2 separate regions of the Homo sapiens genome follow, and region 2 is linked to region 1. A link is an interaction called in ENCODE POLR2A ChIA-PET data of the cell type or tissue named here. Cell type or tissue: GM12878. All regions are shown on one strand.

The links. Peaks named below come from ENCODE experiments on the same cell type or tissue, not always from the same donor. Only the 100,000 strongest peaks of a DNase experiment are listed, where the experiment ranks them.
Region 2: POLR2A ChIA-PET joins it to region 1 with 5 read pairs; 2 of 35 experiments call an interaction of 5 or more read pairs at or near these places.

Annotation. Positions count from the first base shown.
Region 1 is chr1:235,027,199-235,035,198 of GRCh38, reverse strand. No RefSeq gene overlaps it. Among named protein-coding and RNA genes, the nearest start is that of LINC01348, 39 kb to the left of the region's middle. In GM12878, no CTCF peak of the experiment used is centred here; a DNase peak (open chromatin) is centred at 172; H3K4me3 peaks cover 517 bases; H3K27ac peaks cover 958 bases.
Region 2 is chr1:235,401,437-235,409,436 of GRCh38, reverse strand. It overlaps TBCE (tubulin folding cofactor E), which reads right to left. Exons shown (of 17, transcript NM_003193.5): 3 at 7,850-7,934. Among named protein-coding and RNA genes, the nearest start is that of TBCE, 38 kb to the right of the region's middle. In GM12878, no CTCF peak of the experiment used is centred here; no DNase peak of the experiment used is centred here.

The sequences.
Region 1 (8,000 bases):
GGAGGTCAAAGTCATAAAAGTGTGGGTCCTCCTCTATGACTGGGTCCCCTTGGAGTTTTGAACTCTTAGGCTAGTCCACACAGAGCTCCCAGAAATCGGTCGATTGTAGCTTAGATTTCTCTGCTGTGGTACTGGTTTCTGTGGAAGTTTCTGCTCATGGGTTTCTGGTTTGGTAGGTTGTGATTCTCTGTATTTGCATATCTGTCTCTTCAACTCTGGGGACAGTGATTTGCCATGTGACCTCACTTCTCTGATGGACTTCAGAAGAGTTGTTGATTTTTCAGTCTGTTCAGCTTTTCACTTGTTGTTAGGATGGGGTGATGACTTCCAAGCTCCTTAAATGCCAGACGGGAAACCAAACAATTGAGAAGTTTTAAATAGATGTCTTTTTAATCAGATTAAGGAATTTTTCGGCTGGGCACAGTGGCTCATGCCTGTAATCCCAGCACTTCGGGAGGCCGAGACAGTCGGATCATTTGAGACCAGGAGTTTGAGACCAGCCTGGCCAACACAGCAAAACCCCATCTCTACTAAAAATACAAAAATTAGCCGGACATGGTGGTACAAGTCTGTAATCCCAGCTACTCGGGAGGCTGAGGTACAAGAATCCCTTGAACCAGGAAGGTGGAGGTTGCAGTGAGTTGAGATTGTGCCACTGTATTTCAGCCTGGGCGACAGAGCCAGACTCCATCTCAAAAAAAAAAAAAAAAAAAAAAAAAAAGAGAGAGAGATTAAGGAAATTTCCTTTTACTTCTGATTTGTTAATAGTTAGGAAACTTTTTAAAAATCATAAATGGGTGTGGAATTTTATAAAATGCTTTTTCTGCATCTATGGAGAGGATAATAAGATTTTTCTCCTTTAACATTTAATATCAGTGGATTTTAAAATATAAAATCAGTCTTGAATTCCTGAGATAAACTCAACTTTGTTGTGTTGTGTTTTGCTTTTATTTATTTTTTATTTTTTTTTGAGACAAAGTCTCACTCTGTCACCCAGGTTGGAGTGCAGTGGCGTGATCTCGGCTCATCGCAACCTCCTCCTCTCAGGTTCAAGTGATTCTCCTGCCTCAGCGTCTCGAGTAGCTAGGACTACAGTTGCCTGCCACCATGCCCAACTGATTTTTGTATTTTTAGTAGAGATGGGGGTTTCACCGTGTTGGCTAGGTTGGTCTCGAACTCTTGACCTCAGGTGATCCGCCCGCTTTGGCCTCCTAAAGTGCTGGGATTACAGGTGTGAGCCACCGTGCCCGGTTGTTTTATTTTTTAAAAAATATGCTATCGCAAGAAAAAAAAATATGTGGTTGGATTTGGTTTGCTAATATTTGCTTGGGAGTTTTTGCATATTTATTCATGAATTAAATGGGCTTAGAATTTTAAATTCTCAAATTTTTCTTGTTTAGGTTTTGTTGTCAAAATCACACTGGCCTCATAACCGTGGAGTTGTTGAGTTGTTCCTCATTTTCTATTTCTTGGTACATTTTTAAAAATATTTCTTTGTTCCTTAAGTTTATTAGGATTCTCCTGTAAACTGTTTTGGCCTAGTGTTCTCTTTACTAGAAAATTTAGACTACTGGCCTAATCCATATTTCTTTTTATTTTGTAATCAGTTTTAAAAACCAATTTTTCTAAGAATGTATACATTTTCAATGTTATTAGCACAAAGCTGTTGAAGTACTCTCTTATCCGTCTAATCTCTGCTGTATTTATAGGTATCAGTTCCTTTTTGTGTTATTATTTATTGTGAATTTTCATATTTTTTCTTCATTATTCTTTTTAGAGGTGTTTTTAAATTACCCTCTTCAGAGGTTAAAAATAATTTTAATAACTTTTTTCTCTTTATTTGCTTGCTTTTTGTTTCATTAATTAATTAATTAATTAATATTATTATTATTATTTTGAGATGGAATCTCACTCTGTTGTCCATGCTGGAGGGCAGTGGTGTGATCTCAGCTGACTGCAAACTCTGCTTCCTGGGTTCAAGCAATTCTTATGTTTCAGCTTCCTGAGATGACAGGAGATGACAGGAGCCCACCACCATGCCTGGCTAATTTTTGTATTTTTATTAGACATGGAGTTTTGCCATGTTGGTCAGACTGGTCTCGAACATCTGGCCTCAAGCAATCCACCTGCCATGGACTCCCCAAGTGCTGGGATAACAGGCGTGAGCCACTGCACCCTACCTGTTTCAGTAATTTATGCATCTATCTTTATTATCTCCTCCCCTCTACCATACAGGTCCCTTTATTCTCCCTCTTTCTGTTATACTTCTCTTATATGTTACATATATGTGTGTGTATATATATATGAAAGCTCATTAGAAAATATTACAATTTTTGCTTTCAGTCACCAACATGTTTTAAGAAGCTCAACAGGAGAATAATGTATTCATTTAGATATTTACCATGTCTGTTTCTTTCATTTCTGATGTTTCCAGTTTCCTTCCAAATACCGTTTTTCTTCTTTCTGAAGAACTTTATCTAGGAATGCTTTTTTTTTTTTGAGACTGAGTCTTGCTCTGTCACCCAGGCTGGAGTACAATGGCATGATCTCGGTTCACTGCAAACTCTGCCTTCCGGGTTCAAGTGATTCTCCTGCCTCAGCCTCCCCAGTAGCTGGGATTACAGGTGCATGCCACCATGTCTGGCTAATTTTTGTATTTTTAGTAGAGACAGGGTTTCACCATGTGGTCAGGCTGGTCTTGAACTCCTGACCTCAGGTGATCCACCCACCTTGGCCTCCCAAAGTATTGGGATTACAGGCGGGAGCCACTGCGCCCGGCCCTAGCAATTTTTTTAGAGAGATCTGCTGGCAGTGAATGTTAGTTTTCCTTCCATTGAGAATGTCTTTATTTCATCTTCCTTTCTGAACAATATTTTTGCTGGCTGCAAAATTGTGGGTTGACAGGTCTGTTTTTTCAGCATTAAAAAAAATGTGCCACTTCCTTTTGGCCTCCATAGTTTCTGATGAGAAATCCATAGTCATTTCAATTTTTCTTTCTCTATGGGCATTGTGGCATTTTTCTTTTTCTTTTTTTTTTTTTTTTTTTTTTTGAGACGGAGTCTTGCTCTGTCACCTAGACTGGAGTACAATGGCATGATCTCGGCTCACTGCAACCTCTGCCTCCCCGGTTCAAGTAATTCTCCTGCCTTAGCCTCCTGAGTAGCTGGGATTACAGGTCTGCACCACCACGCTTGGCTAATTTTTGTATTTTTGGGAGAGACGGGGTTTCACCATGTTGGCCAGGCTGGCTTTGAACTCTTGATCTCGTGATCCACCCGCCTATGCCTCCCAAAGTGCGGGGATTACAGGCGTGAGCCACCGCACCCTGCATTGTGGCACTTTTCTCTGATTGTTTTAGAGATGTTTTCTTTGTTTTCAGAGGTTTGCTTATGATGTATCTTGGCATTGATTTCTTTGAATTTATCCTAAATTCAAAGAAATTCAAAGATAAATTTCTTTGAATTTATCTCTAAATTTATACTGTTTGCTAAATTTGGGAGTTTATATATAACTTTATGGTGTCACTTTGCCAAGCCCCTTCTTCTTCATGATTTCTTTCACCATGTTGCCCAGGCTGGTCTCGAACTCCTGAGCCCAGGCAATCCACCTGCCTCGGCCTCTCAAAGTGCTAAGATTACAGGCATGAGCCACCATGCCCAGCCACTTGTTCAGGGCTTTCTTATATGCTGGGGCTCATCTTTCTAGTCCTCTTGCCAGAAATCTGGGCTTTCATTCCCCTTATCTGTGATGCATCTTCTACCAGTGTACCATGGCTGGGGCCAAGCAGCAGGAGGACTGAAGAGGGGAAAATGGTCAACTTCCTGCCAGCTCAGCAGTAATCTGAATTCTTGTCTTCTGATTTTTTCTGCCTGCTGCTATTTACTTTTTTTTTTTTTTTTTTTTTGAGACAAGGTCTTGTCGCTCTGTCACCCAGGCTGGAGTACAGTGGCATGATCATGGCTCACTGCAGCCTTGACCTCCCTGGGCTCAAGCAATTCTCCCATCTCAGCCTCCCAAGTAGCTTGGACCACAGGCATGCACCACCATGTCCGGCTATTTGTTTTTGTATTTTGTAGAGATGGGTTTTCATCCCCGTCTTGACCTCTTGAGCTTGAGCAATCTGCCCACCTGGGCTTCTCAAAGTACTGGGATTACAGGTGTGAGCCACAGCTCCTGGCAGGTTATTTACTTTTTATTTTTTTGAGACGGAGTCTCTGTTGCCCAGGCTGGAGTGCGATGGCACTATCTTGGCTCACCGCAACCTCTGCCTCCCAGGTTCAAGCGATTCTCCTGCCTCAGCCTCCCAAGTAGCTGGGATTATGGGCGTGTGCCACCATACCTGGCTAATTTTTGTATTTTTACAAAGAGACAGGGTATTTCCATGTTGGCTAGGCTGGTCTCAAACTCCTGACCTCAGGTGATCCGCCTGTCTGGCCTCCCAAAGTGCTGGGATTACAGGCGTGAGCCACCGCGCCCGGCTATTTACTTTTTAGAGTCCTCAGCTTCTCTGTGCATTGTGTTCTGGCATTTGGTGGGGGAGACAGGATGGAATGTGGTTACTCCATCTTCCCCAGAGCTGGAATTTTAGAGTAGGTCTTTGTAAACAAAACTCTCAGTTGCGGGTTTTGAGGACCACCAAATTTCCAGCTTGAGTTATTTAGGGCCACTAAAGCAGATAAGAACAGCAGACTCACATGTGGGCTGGCTTGAGGTTACAGATTCTCAGGGTAGGTTTTTCCCTTTTATGCTATGCCAAGCCTCAAGACAGCAATCTTCTCTGCAATCCCTGGTCTAGTTCACCTTTCCACTAAGAGTGAGCTAGCGTTGGCCAGGTGCGGTGGCTCAAGCCTGTAATTCCAGCACTTTGGGAGGCCGAGGCGGGTGGATTGCCTGAGGACAGGAGTTGGAGAACAGCCTGACCAACATGGTGAAACCTGGTCTCTACTAAAAATACAAAAATTAGCCAGGCGTGGTGGTGGGTGCCTGTAACCCCAGCCACTTGGGAGGCTGAAACAGGAGAATCGCTTGAACCTGGGAGGCGGAGGTTGCAGTGAGCCAAGATCGCGCCATTGTACTTCAGCCTGGGCAACAAGAGCGAAACTCTGTGTCAAAAAAAAAAAAAAAAAAAAAAAAAAAAAAGAGTACGCTAGCGTTACAGGAAGCTCTAGGTGTTTCTTATTAGACTCTCCATCTTATCTCCTGTTTCCTGCACTTCTCAGATTACTGAGCTTGACCAATGTCCTCAAGGTAAACGTTGATTTTGGTGCTCGCTAGGTAATTAATTTTACTTAAATCTCTTCACATTCTTGACTTTACTTAGTATTGCCCTCCAAGTATTCCTTAGTTTCTTGGTTGTCTTCAACAAATTATTATTATTTAAAAAGTAGTTTGTTCAATATTTTGGGTTGTTTTCAGCAATTGGATGTGTCAGCTTAGCAGTCTACCATATTGCTGGAAACGGAAGTCTCTAGAAACATGCTTTGAGTTCCTCATCATGCTCATTACTTTGCTAGTCTTGGAAAAGGTAACTTTATAAATATGTGATGCTTTCCTTAAGAGGCTTCTCATTTTAATATATTTATTTAATTTGTCTTATTTGAAACAACATTTGGAGATGATAATGAAATACAGTATTTTTTTAGACTTTGCCTATTCATCACTTGTATTTATCTATACAAATGTAGCCAACACTGAATGCCTGATATGCAAATGAAATAAGATATGCGAAAGTACTTTGAAAATGGTAAAGCACTATATAAATGTAAGATGTTATTATCTAAATAATTGAAAGTCTTTTTATATTGGATCAGATCATGGATTACTGGTGAGGACTCAATGAAAAAGAAAATTCATAACAAATGCCTAGTGGAAGCCACAGAGGCTGACGAGGAGACGAGTACCAGGTGTTCCTCACCTGATGCCCAGCACCTCCTTTCACAGGTTTCAAGGAGCTTCTGCACATGAACTTGAACTAGAGTTTCTTACAAAGCAAGTGGAGGGAGTCAGTTAAGCAAAGCATTCCTTGGGGCCAGGCGCGGTGGCTCATGCCTGTAATCCCAGTACTTTGGGAGGCTAAGGCAGGTAGATCACCTGAGGTCAGGAGTTCGAGACCAACCTGGCCAACATGGTGAAACCCCGTCTCTACTAAAAATACAAAATTAGCTGAGCGTGGTGGTGCACACTTGTAGTCCCAGCTACTCAGGAGGCTGAGGCAGGAGAATCGCTTGGACCTGGGAGGTGGAGGCTGCAGTGAGCCAAGTGCACTCCAGCCTGGGCGAGACAGAGTGAGACTCCGTCTCAAAAAACAAAAAAACATTCCTCGGAAAATTGAATTGCTGGATTTGATTTCTGTACAGTCATGACTCTGGGCTGTTTAAAGGGTGTTTTATAGTTTGTTGACAGTGATGGGAGGACATGCTGATGTGTTATTTGTGGTATTTACAGGGTCTGACATCAGGAACAAAACATGTGTTTCCATATTTTGGACTCTTTCTCGTTGGCTCCTCCATGGTGGCACATCTACATTTTATATCTCAGAGGACTGTGAAGTTTGGCATTCTCTGTGCACCTTACTGAAACCCATGGAGGGCACAGGGTTTAGAATGGTTAGGAATGCAGGCTTTGGAGGCAGCCACCCCTGGGCTCATGCTCGGCTCTGCTGCCTTGAGCTACGTGACCTTGGCGAGTTCCTTCCCCTCTCTGAGCCTGGTTTTCCTCACCTGCAAATGGAGATCATCATCCTCAGCTCCTGTAGCTTTGGTGAGACTTCAGTGAAGCCAGCCACAGAGTGTGTAACTCAGTGATTGGCACATAGGGGCCTTTCAGTAAGAAACGACCCGCCTATCATCCTCATGCTATGTTCAGGGCAGTGATTCTCAACCTTGGCTGACCATTAGCCTCGCCTGGGGAGCTTTGAAAAACTCTGTGGTTCAGGCTACACCCAGAACCATCACGGCAGAATCTCTGGGTGTGCCATTAGGATGAGACCCACTGTGGGGGCCATCGAGGAGAAGAGCAGGGCTGTCAAGGCTTGTGTGGAGATGCTAACACTCCTGCAGGAACCCCCTCCGCTACCCAACCAGCTCACCCTCCACATGCTAGTCTCGTGGGGGCTCCAAGGGGCAGAGCTGCTGGTGGGGGGATAGCCCAGTGTGTGCCACGGCCTTGAGGTTGCAGGGGGCAAGGATGACTTGAGGAAGCAGAGGAGGGCCACGGAGGCTGCAGGGCAGAAGGTGGGTGATATGGTTTGGATATGTGGCCCCACCGAGATCGCATGTGTAACCCCAATGTTAGAGGTGGGGCTTGGTGGCGGGTGATTGGATCATGGGGGTGAGTGGATCCCTCATGAATGGCCTGGGCTGTCCCCTTGGTAATAAGTGAGCTCCGCTCTCAGTTCACATGAGATTTGGTCGCTTAAAAGGGTGTGGCCCCTCCCCACACACTCTCTCTCTCGCTTGCTCCTGCTTTCGCCATGTGACGTGCCTGCTCCTGCTTTGCCTTCCGCCATGATTGGAAGCTTCCTGAGGCCTCCCTAGAAGCCAAGCAGATGCCAGCACCATGCTTCCTGTACAGCCTGCAGAACCATGAGCCAATTAAACCTCTTTTCTTCATAAATTATCCAGTCTCAAGTATTTCTTTATGACAATGTAAGAATGGCCTAATACAGTGGGTGAGAGAGGCCCATGGTGAGACAGGAGAGGTCTGTGGGTGCCCTGTGGGATTTATGTTCATAGGATCACTCTGGCTTCAATGTGGGAGGAGAGTCCTTGGGGGAAGGAGGCTATTGCTGTGTTTTCATTGAGACTGGCCGTGCTAGCTTAGTCTAGGAGTCCATGTGGAGGGGAGTGGACAGATGCAAGAGACATCCTGTGGGTAGAGTGGACAAGACTCGTGCGGAGTTGAAGGGGCAGACGAGGACCTAGGTAGACAGATGCCGTGCTTGGATGTTTGTTTTCTCCAAATCTCATGTTGAAATTTGATCCCCAGCACCACCAGTGGGG
Region 2 (8,000 bases), 370 kb before region 1:
ACTGTAATAATTTACATAGACTCCACTGAGATTCTACATTAATATATTAAGAAACTGTATCCAAACACTGAAATTCCAAACCATGTCTAAAGAGAAAAATGTTGGTGAGGAGGAGAATACAGGGAGGGGTGTCCAAAAACGTTTCTCTTGGAAGCATTTGGCCTGTTCAGGTTCCTTCCTCCTTCTGCCTACCAATTACACATGCTGCTGGTAAAATCATCATCCTGACCCATGGCCCTTGTGGAAACAGCATGTGCTCATAAAACCCAGTTATCAAGATTCATTCTGTCCTATGTCCCCATCAGGACTGCCACATAGAATCGAAGATGCTCAGTTAAGCTTGTATTTCAGATAAACAGCAAATCATTTTTAAGTAAGTATGCCCCCATGCATGTCTCATACTTATACTAAAAAAAAAAAAAAAAAAGATTGGCTGTTTATCTGAAATCCAAAGTTCACTATGCATTTGGTATTTTTGTTTGCTGAATCTGGCAACACTACACAAAGGTAAAGGGTCCCCAACAGACTCCCAGACTTCCACAGTAAGCTTCTTTCTTGTTGGAGCTTTGGATACAAGCTACTGGAAAAGGCCAGGTCTCTGGGGAGTTTCTAATAAATACTGTTGATCTTGATACCCTGTTTGTTTCAGGAATGTTTAGTGTTCAGCAAGGTTGCATAACTAGCTGTTCATCAGGAGAGGAGAACTCAGCTTTCGTGCAGTGTTCAGCGCTGTAACATCTAAAGAGCTGACCCAGAGAGGTTGTTTTCCTGTGAGTAAAGCAGTACAGTAGATAAGCACCTTGCTGTAGACTGCTCTTTTTGTTTGCTTCTCTAATCAGCTGAATTTAATATTCATCTCAACTGCTTTTGCGTTGACACAATTATGATTTTGCTCTGATTCAAGAAAACCTTCCAAAAATGAAGCAGAGCTACCACCTTTTTGAACAGAGATGCGCCTTGCCCACATACTATCATTACATTTCCTGATTAAAAAAAAAAAAAAATCTTCCAACACTTTACACCACACCAAGAGAATATTTTATACCAATCCATTAATGCTCAGCCAAGATCCTCAAAACACTTTACAACTGGCTTATGACACACAAAAGATGAATAAATCAAGGGCTTTCTTTTTTTAGTTTAATTTTTAATTTTTGTGGGTACATACAATATTTTGATACAGGCACACGTGTAACAATCACATCAGGGTGAATGGGGTATCTATCACTTCAAACATTTATCCTTTCTTTCAAACACTTATCCTTTATTGCTAGGGCTTTGTTTCTTAAATTGTCAACCATCCATTTCCTAAGATGTCCATTACCACAGACACAGGCTGGAACAGCACGACCTCTCTGATGCTAAGTATTAAAGTTAGATTCTGCTCCCTAGTGTTGAAGAAAAGTCAGATTTTAAGATTTATTTCTCACCAGAAAAGAGAACTTCTACCATTGCTTGGAAACAGAAGCACTGAAATAAAAGGTGAGTGGGCAGAATACTGACACACACAGCTCTGTTCAGAGCATACTCTGGGGTTTAGGTTGAAAGAAAAAAAAAACTGAAAACCACTCTGCTGTCTACGGACAAGGTAAAGAGGACTTCAAGGTTACTTACCATATTTGAACCCCTCAACTACCCCTTCAACAAGAAGTAGAGAGCAGGAGTACCTAGGAAGGACACGGGTGACTGGCGCACGGCCATAAATCTTGGATAAATCTTGGGAAAGTTGATTACAGAAACTGGGTCATTCTTGTCATACCCAACTAAATCAGAGTCAAGGGACCAAGGGGAAAAAGTGCTCGGGGCACACAACACCTGCTCCAAGAATTCAGTTTATTACAAGCCCAGCTGCTGAGACTGCCTGTTGTAACCTGAAGCCAGTTTTATTTAATAGCTACTAAAACAATCTGCCGTGACTCTAAGACTAATCTTACCCACCACTGTCACTCACCAATCAGAGCTTGCTAGCCAGCTCTCCAAAACTTGACTAGTGCCAATGAACTTTCTTTCAGAACAATATGTAACATTTCTCCTTTTTATAAAATGTACTAGACAGGACACGGCGGGTAACACCTGTAATCCCAGCACTTTGGGAGGCCGAGGTAAGAGGATCACTCAAGCCCAGGAGTTTGAGACCAGCCAGGGCAAAATAGGGAGTCTCCATCTCTACAAAAAAATCAAAAAATGAGGTGGGAGAACTGCTTGAGCATAGGAGGTTGAGGCTGCAACGAGCCATGATTGTGCCACTGTACTACTACCTGGGTGACAGAGCAAGACCCTGCGTCCAAAAAAAAAAAAAAAAGGCGGGGGCCAGGTGCAGTGGTTCACGCCTATAATCCCAGCACTTTGGGAGGCCAAGGCAGGCAGAACACCTGAGGTCGGGAGTTCGAGACCAGCCTGACCAACATGGAGAAATCCTGTCTAAAAATACAAAATTAGCCAGGCGTGGTGGCACTTTCCTATAATACCAGCTACTCAAAAGGCTGAGACAGGAGAATCCCTTGAACCTGGGAGAAGGAGGGTGCAGTGAGGCGAGATCACGCCATTGCACTCCAGCCTGGGCAACAAGAGCGAAACTCCGTCTCAAAAAAAAAAAAAAAAAAAAAAGCCCAGGAGCAGTGGCTTATGCCTGTAATCCCAGCACTTTGGGAGGCCGAGGTGGGCAGATCAAAAGTTCAGGAGTTCGAGACCAGTCTGGCCAATATGGTGAAACCCCATCTCTACTAAAAATACAAAAATTAGCCAGGTGTAGTGGCAGGCGCCTGTAGTCCCAGCTACTCAGGAGGCTGAGGCAGGAGAATCGCTTGGACCCGGGAGGCGGAGGTTGCAGTGAGCCGAGATGGTGCAACTGCACTCCAGCCTGGGCGACTGAGTGAGACTCCGTCTCAAAAACTAAAAGAAAAAATCCACGTTTCTCTTTGTTCTTTGTTCTTTGGATATACCAAAGACGATCTAGTCTGTGCGGATGCCCTGAACTGCAATTCTTGCTTCCCAAATAAAATGTTACACTTAGACATTCATCTGCACATTTTATTTTTATTTTGACACTGTAAACCACTATTAATTGCTAATGTTACAAATATTAATTATGGGTAATAATAGCTCAGGAGATTACTATATTTACCTTAGGTTACAAAAGAGATCAGAGAAACTAAAACATGACATGAAATCATCAAACTCTAAAGGACCAGTTAAATTCCTGTAGTCCAGACCAGTGGTTCTCCACCACTTCAGACCCAATGATCTCTTTTGTATTGCCCCATAAATATCCTGAAATGGAATTCACAGATAACATTACCTACTCATATAATTTTTTAATGTCAACAAAGTGCCTATTTAAATTTTAAAAAGTTATTTATAATAAGATAATATGTACTTCAATTATGTAAATGTTTAGGCATGACAACACAACACTAGACGATATAATGAAGTAAGCAGTTATTCCAAGGCTAAGAATCCAAATACAGTCATGCACCACATAATGACGTGTAGATCAACAATGGACCGCATATGCTACAGTGGTCCCATAATCACACTGGAGCTGAAAAAATCCTATCTCCTAGTGAAGCTGTAGCTGTCTTAATGCTGTAGTACAACATAATACTCGTGTTTGTGGTGATGCTGGTGTAAACAAGCCTACTACACTGCCAGTCACATAAAAGTATAGCACATACAATTATGTATAGTACATAATATTTGATAATGATAATAAATGGCTATGTTACTAGTTTAAGTGTTCACTATACTATACTTTTTATCATTATGTTAGAGTGTACTCCTTCTATTTTTTCTTTTTTTTTTGAGACACAGTTTCACTCTGCTGACCAAGCTGGAGTGCAATGGTGTGATCTTGGCTCACTGCAACCTCCACCTCCCAGGTTCAAGTGATTCTCATGCCTCAACCTTCCCAGTAGCTAGGATTACAGGTGCATGCCACCATGCCCAGCTAATTTTTCTGTTTTTAGTAGAGACGGGGTTTAACCATGTTGGCCAGGGTGGTCCCGAACTCTTGACTTCAGGTGATCCTCCTGCCTCAGCCTCCCAAAGTGCTGGGATTACAGGCATGAGCTGCTGTGCCCAGCAAACTCCTACTTATTAAAAAAAAAAAAAAAAAAAGTTAATTGTAAACTACCCTCAGGCAGGTCCTTCAGGAGGTATTCTGGAAGAAGGCTCAGGTCCAGTGCAGTGGCTCATGCCTATAATCTCAGCAATTTGGGAAGCCAAGGCAGGCAGATCACCTGAGATCAGGAGGTCGAGACCAGAATGGCCAACATGGCGAAACCCCGTCTCCACTAAAAATACAAAAATTAGCTGGGCATGGTGACATGCGCCTGTAGTCCCAGCTACTCGGAAGACTGAGGCAGGAGAATCACTTGAACCTGGGAGGCAGAGGTTGCAGTGAGCCGAGGTTGTGCCACTGCACTCCAGCGTGGGTGACGGAGCAAGACTCTGTCTCCAAAAAAAAAAAAAAAAAAAGTACCGGGCATGGTGGCTCACGCCTATAATCCCAGCACTTTGGGAGGCTGAGGAGGGTTGATCACGAGGTCAGGGGTTCGACACCAGCCTGGCCAACATGGTGAAATCCCATCTCTACTAAAAATACAAAAATTACCCAGGTGTGGTGGCGCATGCCTGTAATCTCAGCTACTCAGGAGGCTAAGGCAAGAGAATCGTTGGAACCCAGGCAGTGCAGTGAGCTGAGATCATGCCACTGCACACCAGCCTGGGTGACAGAGCAAGAATCCATCCCAAAAAAAAAAAAAATTTAAAGTTTATAACATAAAAAAGTTACAGGAAGCTAAAGTTAATTTATTATTAAAGAAAGAAAAAACTTCTAAGTTTAGTGTAGCCTAAGGCTACAGTGTTTCCAAAGTCTACAGTAGGGTACAAGAATGTCCCAGCCTTCACATTCACTCACCACTCACTCACTTACCCAGAGCAACTTCCAGTCCTACAAGGTCCATTCACGCTAAGTGCCCTATGCAGGCATACCATTTTCTATCTTTTTTTTTTTTATGATGAGATCTCATTGTGTTGCCTAGGCTGGTCTTGAAACTCCTGGGCTTAAACAATCCTAATGACTCAGCCACCCAAGTAGCTGGTACTAACAGGCACATACCACCCGTACCACCCCACACTGCTTAATTTTTTTTTTTTCTTGAGCCGGAGTCTTGCTCTGTCACGCAGGCTGGAGTGCAGTGGCACGACCTCAGCTCACTGCAACCTCCACCTCCCAGGTTCAAGCAATTCTCCTGCCTCAGCCTCCTGAGTAGCTGGGACTACAGGCGCCCGCCACCACGCCTGGCTAATTTTTATATTTTTAGTAGAGATAGGGTTTCATCATATTGTCCAGGCTGGTCTTGAACTCCTGACCTCGTGATCCGCCTGCCTTGGCCTCCCAAAGTGCTGGGATTACAGGCGTGAGCCAACGCACCCGGCCAATTTTTTATTTTTACTGTACCTTTTCTATGTTTAGATAAATACTTACCATTGTGTTACAATTGCCTACAGTATTCAGCACAGTAACATGCTGTACAGGTTTATAGCCTAAAAGCAATAGGCTATGCCATACAGTAGCCTAGGTGTGCAGTAGGCTACACCACGCAGGTTTGTTAAGTATACTATGATGTTCACACAATGATGAAACCACCTAACAGGCATTTCTCAGAACACATCCCCTTCATTAAGCAATGCATGACTATACTGACTCAATGTCCCTGAACCAAGGCTTCCCATTAGCATTTCAGGACAAACCCTGCATCACCCAGGACTTGAAGCAATTCTTGATTTTTCTGCTCAGAGCAACCAAGACTTTGAAAATATCACTGTATCCAGAGACCATTAAAGACCATAAAAGTATGGACAATTTGGGCAAGCTTTTACAAGAAGGAAGTAGGCTGGGGTAAGTTCCAAATAAAAAGTCCTTTCACAGGGGGTGGTGGCTCACACCTGTAATCCCAGCACTTTGGGAGGCCGAGGCCAGTGGACTGCCTGAGGTCAGGAGTTCGAGAACAGTCTGGCCAACCTGGTGAAATCCCCGTCTCTACTAAAAATACAAAAAAATTGGCCAGACGTGGTAGCGTTCGCCTGTGATCCCAGCTACTCAGGAGGCTGAGGCAGGGGAATTGCTTGAACCAGGGAGGTGGAGGTTGCAGTGAGCCAAGATCACGCCACTGCACTCCAGCCTTGGCCACAGAGTGAGACTACATCTCAAAAAAAAGAAAAAAGTCCTTTCACTGGAGGGTTTGTAAGGTCATGGTCCAGGTACCTAAGGAATCTGTGGGCCTGGCTAAAATATTTCTCCCTAACCATATAACCTGAACAGCTCTGAACAAATTCAGAGATGGCAAGTCTACAAGTAGAGTTGGCCTTTTAAGAACACCCTGACTTTCTAAAATTATGAAATAGTGGACCAGGAGATATGCTGTGTGGTTACCTAATTCTGACCTTCATTTTAAAGGTTAGTAAACTTGTCTTGTTCAGGACCATAAAGACTGTTAAAAGTGGGGCTGGTGCAGTGGCTCACATCTGTAATCCCAGCACTTTGAGAAGCCGAGGTGGGAGGATCGCTTGAGGCCAGGAGTTTGAGACCAGCCTGGGCAGCATAGAAAAACTTCATCTCTTTTTTATTTTTATTTTTTTAAATTAGCTGGGTGTGCTGGTGCACGCCTGTAGTCCCAGCTACTCAGGAGACTGAGGCGCGAAGATCACTTGAGCCCAGGAGTTCAGGGTGACAGTGAGTCATGATCATGCCACTGCATTCCAGTCTAGGCGAGACAATGTCTCAAAAAATAAACAAATAAACCAACCAAACAAACAAAAAAGACTGTTAAAAACAGGCTAGAGGCCCCCTGATTTCCAGGGCAGTATTGTGTTCACTGTACCATACTTAAGGAAAAACAGCTTACTAGGGAAAGATCGTTTTCAGAAATTGAAAACTAATAAAAATCAACAACAACAACAAAAATTTAGAAGACAGGCTCTGCCTGAAGGCTCCCCAGCACCCTTTTCAGGGCTTCATGCAGTTTTTCTGACATCAGGCGATCAAAAATAATAATAGAAATGCAATGTGACAGGCCGGGCGTGGTGGCTCACACCTGTAATCCCAGCATTTTGGGAGGCTGAGGCGGGCGGATCACAAGGTCAGGAGTTCGGGACCAGCCTGGCCAATATGGTGAAACCTCGTCTCCACTAAAAGTACAGAAATTAGCCAGGCGTGGTCGTGGGCACCTGTAATCCCAGCTACTCAGGAGGCTGAGGCAGGAGAATTGCTTGAACCTAGGAGGTGGAGGTTGCAGTGAGCTGAGATTGTGCCACTGCACTCCAGCTGGGCGACAGAGTGAGACTCCGTCTCAAAAAAAAAAAAAAAAAGACAAAGAAATGCAATGTGACATGTAACTCTTCCTATGATAAGAAATTTATTTAATGGTGGCTCAACATTCCACTATTCAGATGTTCTGTATTTTGTGTAATCAATTCCTTCTTACTGGAAATCTAGGCTGTTTCTCTTTTCTATTATTTACTTACTGGATTGTAAATTGGTAATGAGCCAGAAAGGTTTACATTCATCCAATTTAAAGGACTGTTAAAAAAAAAAAAAAAAAAAAAAAGGACGAAGAAAGCAACGCCATGCATAAGGTCAAGAGTCAGAATTTTTTTAAAAAAGGGAAAAATGCTACAAACAGCAGCAATTAAGCCACAAATAAAATAACTGCCTTTTTGGAATACAACAAATTCCATAATATAACTACTCCATGAGCCAAACATTTCTTCCTCTCCATCCCTCCTTATTCAAGTATTAAATATAATCTTGACTAAATGACCGTGCTGATTCATAATGAAAAGTTACCTGCATTTAAAATACACAGTCCCTTCGTGGCTCCCATCATGCTTTCCTCTCTCGGGATTGTCCCATTCTACTCCTAACCAGGGTCCTAGCAGAACAAGAAAAACCAAATGAGTAACAGATGATGATACAGGCAATGCTCCAGTTTTCTGCA